Regions from separate parts of the Homo sapiens genome. Here region 2 is linked to region 1. The links are chromatin loops, found by intact Hi-C in ENCODE. Cell type or tissue: PC-3. All regions are shown on one strand. Links, peaks and the distances in the headings refer to the core of each region. The heading gives the core; the rest is flanking DNA. Region 1 has its middle 26 kb from the start of TINAG. Region 2 holds the start of TINAG-AS1 (TINAG antisense RNA 1).

Region 1 (2,934 bases), core at 132-2,631:
GTGAAAGCACATAGGGTCACTGATAGTAATACCCCCAAGTGCCACTGCAGCACAGTTCCTGGCACAGAGTAGATGCCCAACTAAAACAACGACAAATTTGTGAAATGAATCCATGAATAAGTTAATTAATAAACCCAAAACACTCTTTCTGCACCATCCCCATTGAAAGCTACTTCTGCTACCTGAGTCAGCCAGAAGACTTTCTTAGGTAAATAACATTCAACTCCAAGGTGGCTTAGAATCTGTGTGAATTTGAGTCATGTCACCTAACATCTTTGTGCCTTAGTTTTCTCACCTATGAAATGAAAAAAAAAAAAATCAAAGTAAATAATGAGATAATATAATTAAGTAGACAACAGCATAATGTATGGCACATATAAAGAATTCAATTAGCATTAACTGTTATTATTACTGTGGTAGTAGTAATATTACTCTTATGAATGTGTGATATACTTAGAATTTACAATTATGTGTTTAACATTTTCTTTTTTCCAAGATTACTGAATTATTATAAAATGAATATCCTTATAAACACCCAGGCCAAAAATCAGAACTTTGACAGCCACACTAGACTGCTTTCTACATGTTCCATTCCAATCACAGCCTCCTCTCTCCCTCCAGGAGTAACCTGACTTCCATAGTCATTGCTTCCTTGTGTTTCTTCATGTTTTTGTCACCCAATTTTTATTTATAAGCCCTATTATTATCTTTTTAAAAATGTTTTTATAGTCTATTTGAATCTATAGGCTCCTTCTCCATCTCTTTCTCTGTCTCTTCTATTACAATAAATATGCTGAAGAGCTCAAGATTTTTGTCCTATACAGTTTCGCACTGCCTGCATTTTGTTAATTGCATCCTCATGGAACCATTCAACTCCTTCCTCTATCCCGTTTGTAAATGATTTGCTACATCTGCATTCTCAAAGATAAAGCCACTTTAAGCTTCATATGGCCTTAATCATACACCTAACTATACATGTAATACTTACCACTTCCGTGTTCTTAATCCCACATCACTCTAGTCATTTCTGGCTGTCTGAAGCTCATTTACTAACACATTGTCTTCAAAAGGGAACCTAGTAACAATGTCTCCTGAGTTATTGCATGTTGACCAGTTTGTGGGTGCCATTTATACTTCAAGGACAGTTTTGTTGAATATAAGTTTCTTGAGTCACATTTTCTTTCCTTGAGTCATGTTTTATATAGTACTACACATTCTTCTGGAATTCTAAATTTTCCAATATGAATGTTGAAAGCTCAGAGGATAATCTAATTTCCTTTTCCCCACAAGCTATGTGCTTTTCTTGCCCAGACATAAAAAGAGATTCTTGGTGGGCATTTTCCTTTGAGTTGTTTTTATTTCTTCATTTTTTTTCATTACAACTTTACTAAGATATAATTCATGTACCATAGAATTCACCCCTTTAAAGAGTATGACTCAGTGATATTTTAGTGCATTCACAAAGTTGTACAACCATCATTACTACCTAAACTTTGGATATCTTAATCACCCCAAAAAGAAACCTCATAAGCATTAATAATCACTCCTCTTCCTCAAGTCCCTGGCAATCACTAATTTACTTGCTATTTCTCTATTTGGCTATTCTACACTTTCATATCAATGGAATCACACAATATGGGCCTTTGGGATTCACTTCTTTCGCTAAACATGTTTCCAAAGTTTATCTAGGCACGTATTAGTACTTTATTCCTTTTCATTGTCAAATAATATTGCAGCAGATTGATCAACTACATATTGTTGAGTCATATATCAGTTGATAGATATTTTGATTTTCTCCATTTTTTGGCCATTATAATAGTATAATAACGCACAATTAAAATGTATGTAGGAATTTTTTATGTATACATGATTTCTTTTCTCTTTGCTATATACATAGAACTGGAATTGCTGGATCAAATGTTAACTCTATGTTTAATATTTTTTCTTCATGTTTTCAATTTTAAAATTGTTTTCTCTAAGTCATTTACCGGCATTTCTCATTAGCTAGGGACAAATCTTTACAAATGGTTTATATAAGATACTTCAGTATGCAAGTAACAGAAACTCAACTTAAACTGGCTGAAGCAAAAAAAGGTGTGGTGGCTCTAAGGCTGGTTAATTGAGAAACTTAAAAACATTATCAAGAATCAAAGTTGTCTCCATAGTTCCACTTTGTCATCGATTTCTCAGTGCTACAAAGTGACTGCAATATCTCAGGTAATCTTCTTGCATCAATGTAAAAAGGAAGAAAAGTGAACTATTATTTTATCTCTTTTTTATTGTGGTTTTAAAAGTCACACATATCATTAAACCTACTTTCAACAATTTTTTGTTATACTTTAAGTTCTAGGGTACATGTGCACAATGTGCAGGTTTGTTACATATGTATACATGTGCCATGTTGGTGTGCCGCACCCATTAACTAGTCATTTACATTAGGTATTTCTCCAAATGCTATCCCTCCCCACTTCCCCCACCCCACGATATGCCCTGGTGTGTGATGTTCCCCTTCCTGTGTCCAAGTGTTTTCACTGTTCAATTCCCACCTATGAGTGAGAACACGCGGTGTTTGGTTTTCTGTCCTTGAGATAGTTTACTGAGAATGATGGTTTCCAGCTTCATCCATGTCCCTACAAAGGACATGAACCCATCCTTTTTTATAGCTGCATAGTATTCCATGGTGTATATGTGCCACATTTTCTAATCCAGTCTATCATTGATGGACATTTGGGTTGGTTCCAAGTCTTTGCTATTGTGAATAGTGCTGCAATAAACATATGTGTGCATGTGTCTTTATAGCAGCATGATTTATAATCTTTTGGGTATATACCCAGTAATGGGATGGCTGGGTCAAATGGTATTTCTAGTTCTAGATCCTCGAGGAATCGCCACACTGTCTTCCACAGTGGTTGAACTAGTTTACACTCCCACCAA
Region 2 (2,934 bases), core at 304-2,803, 84 kb before region 1:
AAATTACAAAATCCAACAATAATGGGGTTTACTCAATATTCTAAAGGGATATTTCTTCTCTACGGACTCAAAGTTTGTGTCCCCCCAAAATTCCTATGTTGAAATCTTAACTCCCATTGCAATGGTATTAGGAGGTGGGGTCTTTGGGAGTGATTACTTGATGAAGGTGGAATCTTCATAAATAGGATTAGCCCCTATAAAGGACACCATAGAGAGCTCCCCTGTGTGAGGACACAGCAAGACAGTCATTTATGAACAAGAAAGCAGGCCCTTCATCAAACACCAAATATGCTGGTACTACAATCTTAGACTTTCCATCCTCCAACACTGTGAGAAATAAATGTTGTGTAGGTCACCCAGTGTATGATATTTTTGTTACAGCAGTCTGAAGGAACTAAGACAGCTTTCAATGCATAATGAGCTCATACACAACAAGTTTTAAAAACTAGCACTCTACTAGAAAAATAAACAAAGAACAACAATAAAGAGTTCACAGTAGAGGATGCTCAAATGAATAATTAACACGTTCGCCTTTAATTCTGGGCCATTTTCTACTCCAGTTTTCACTTGTACCATCTCTACAGCACCTGCACATGCTCAGGTAGGGTTCTTCTCTTTGCTTCTATATACTTTTATGCCATTCATTTCTAAACCAATGAATTTACAATATTACCTGTCCATGTAGCTGTCTCCACTATTAGACTATGTGCACTTCAAGGTCAGGCAAATTTATGTATGTATTTCCCGGAGCTCATCTTTGCCAAAGTGCATCAGGAAAACATTCCTTTTACTTTTTAAATGTTATTCAGCTTCCACTACTTGCCTTGCAGTTTACTGAAATCCTCTTTCTTTACTTTGGTCACAGTTCCTAAACTCAGATTTATCTCAAAGTAGAATGACTCAGAACTAGGATGCTGAACTGAACTGCTTGCAAACGTAAAAGACATATTGGTCTCTTTATCAGGAACATCATTTCAAAGGATACGGGGAAAAGAGATGTCACATGAACACGTCTTAGAATTTACACTGTAAATCAAACAATGTTGCTGCAAAGGCATGTAAGTTAATATAGAAACAATGGAAGAATGTAAAGAAAACTCAGAGACAGGGAAGAAAGCCAGGATAGGCTCCAAGATCAGTAAGTAGTCATCATTAAATAGAAGAATGGCCCCCTGTCTTGGCTACCTCTTAGTATCATTTTTTATTAGATTCCTCCTTGCTCTACACTTACTCATAAGTTCCTTCAGATTCCTTTAATATGTCATATTCTATCTCCCTGTGAGATTAGGCATTTCCTGCTCATATTTCCTGGAGCAGCTTTCTGTTTTCATATATCCTTAATACTTTCTACTTGCCTGACTACATTCCACAGTAGGTGTCATTTTTTCCTGGCAACCTTCCCTGGTCCCCAGATTTGGAATTATGTGCCTTCCTAGATAATGCACATCTTCGCTACTCAATGTATATCCCTATCCTATCTCCATCTACACACTTAAGACATTGGACATTGGCACTTTCTTCTCTCTCTCTCTCTCTCTCCCTCCCTCCCTCCCTCTTCTCTATCTCGATGCTGAGGACAGAGGCACTATTCTATTGATATTTGTATTCTTAATGCCTGCCATGGTACTTGACATGTATTATGTGTTTTTAAAGAATTTCTTGTTGAAAAATTAAGCAAATGTTTTAATCTATATATTAAACATGTAGTTCAAAGCAAGAAAGAATATAATTTTAGATATTAAAAAAACTGCATTTGTTTTTATCCTAAAGAATTTTCTAGTAAAAGAGGGAACAGAGCAATTGTTTGAGAAAACCTAAGAGGCAACCAGACTTTGAGGAATCTTGACACTGTATCTTTCCTTTTCACACACACACACACACACACACATACACGTACGTGTACGCATATAGATACAGTATTCATAGACCATTAATTTTGAAGTCAGATAACCTGAAGAGTTGTCTTAACACTCTCAGTCTCTTATTTCTGGCAAAATGAAATAATAATTCCCACCTCATGAGGATTTTAAAAGTATGAGGGTTGTATTTCGTGAGAGTTCTACTACAGTTGTTTAGTGATAGTTCTACTACCGTGATTATGGATATAGTTGGTATCAAAAGCATGTATTACTTTATTCATATTTTTGAGACAAGGTCTCTATGTTGCCCAGTCTGTTCATGAACTCCTAGGCTCAAACAAGATTTTTGCCTCAGCTTCCTAAGTAGCTGGTACTACAGACACACACCATTGCACCTGGCTGTTCAAGCTTATAAAGCAGGGATTCTCTAAATTTCTCAGTGAAGACTCTCTAAAGAGAGAACATACAATCTCAGAGACCCTGAGAGATACAGACCAAGGTAGCTCTCTACAAACTCAAAATTTGAATCTCTAATGGGTTTTTCCTTTAAAATTTATGCAAATTTGGAATTCTACTCCAAAATATAACTCATTAAAATGTTCCCATCAAATCTTTTCATTTTCCAGTCACCTTTGCATTTGGGTGGAGCCATTGAATGAGTTCTAGCCAAAGGAATATGAATGGAGTTGTGGATTGTTTCTGAGTTAAGGCTTTAAGAAGCACATTTAAGAAGGCTTCCTTATGCTCTTCTTCATTGTCCCTAGGCTGGATGAGATCACAACATGTGACCCTCACAGATGATAGATCAAGAAAATGGGAAGAGCTTCAAAGCCCTGAAACCATATAAAGGAGAGTCACCCAACAACTAAAAGCACCCATCCTAAACTATTATGTGAACAAGAAACAAACCTCTATTAATATATTTGAATTATTAAATATTTTGAGTCTATTTGTGGTAGTGGCTACTGTTATTCAAACCAGTGCACCCCACCAAAAAAGAAAAGTGCAAGGAGGAGAGAAGCCTTTTGCAATCGAAAGACATTCTAACACCCGAATTAAATGTTATTGCAAAGTC

The links. Hi-C counts contacts between places; a loop is a spot of excess contacts. Peaks named below come from ENCODE experiments on the same cell type or tissue, not always from the same donor. Only the 100,000 strongest peaks of a DNase experiment are listed, where the experiment ranks them.
Region 2: it touches region 1 in a loop (2.7-fold over the local background); 2 of 110 quality-filtered maps call a loop at or near these places.

What each region holds. Positions count from the first base shown.
Region 1 is chr6:54,280,592-54,283,525 of GRCh38, reverse strand. No RefSeq gene overlaps it. Among named protein-coding and RNA genes, the nearest start is that of TINAG, 26 kb to the left of the region's middle. In PC-3, for the core only: no CTCF peak of the experiment used is centred there; a DNase peak (open chromatin) is centred at 1,085; H3K27ac peaks cover 2,022 bases.
Region 2 is chr6:54,365,209-54,368,142 of GRCh38, reverse strand. All of the region lies in intron 9 of TINAG (tubulointerstitial nephritis antigen), which reads right to left. TINAG-AS1 (TINAG antisense RNA 1) reads left to right here and starts at 517. Exons shown (of 3, transcript XR_001744174.2): 1 at 517-601; 2 at 965-1,138; 3 at 2,624-2,703. In PC-3, for the core only: no CTCF peak of the experiment used is centred there; a DNase peak (open chromatin) is centred at 1,242; H3K4me3 peaks cover 925 bases; H3K27ac peaks cover 1,366 bases.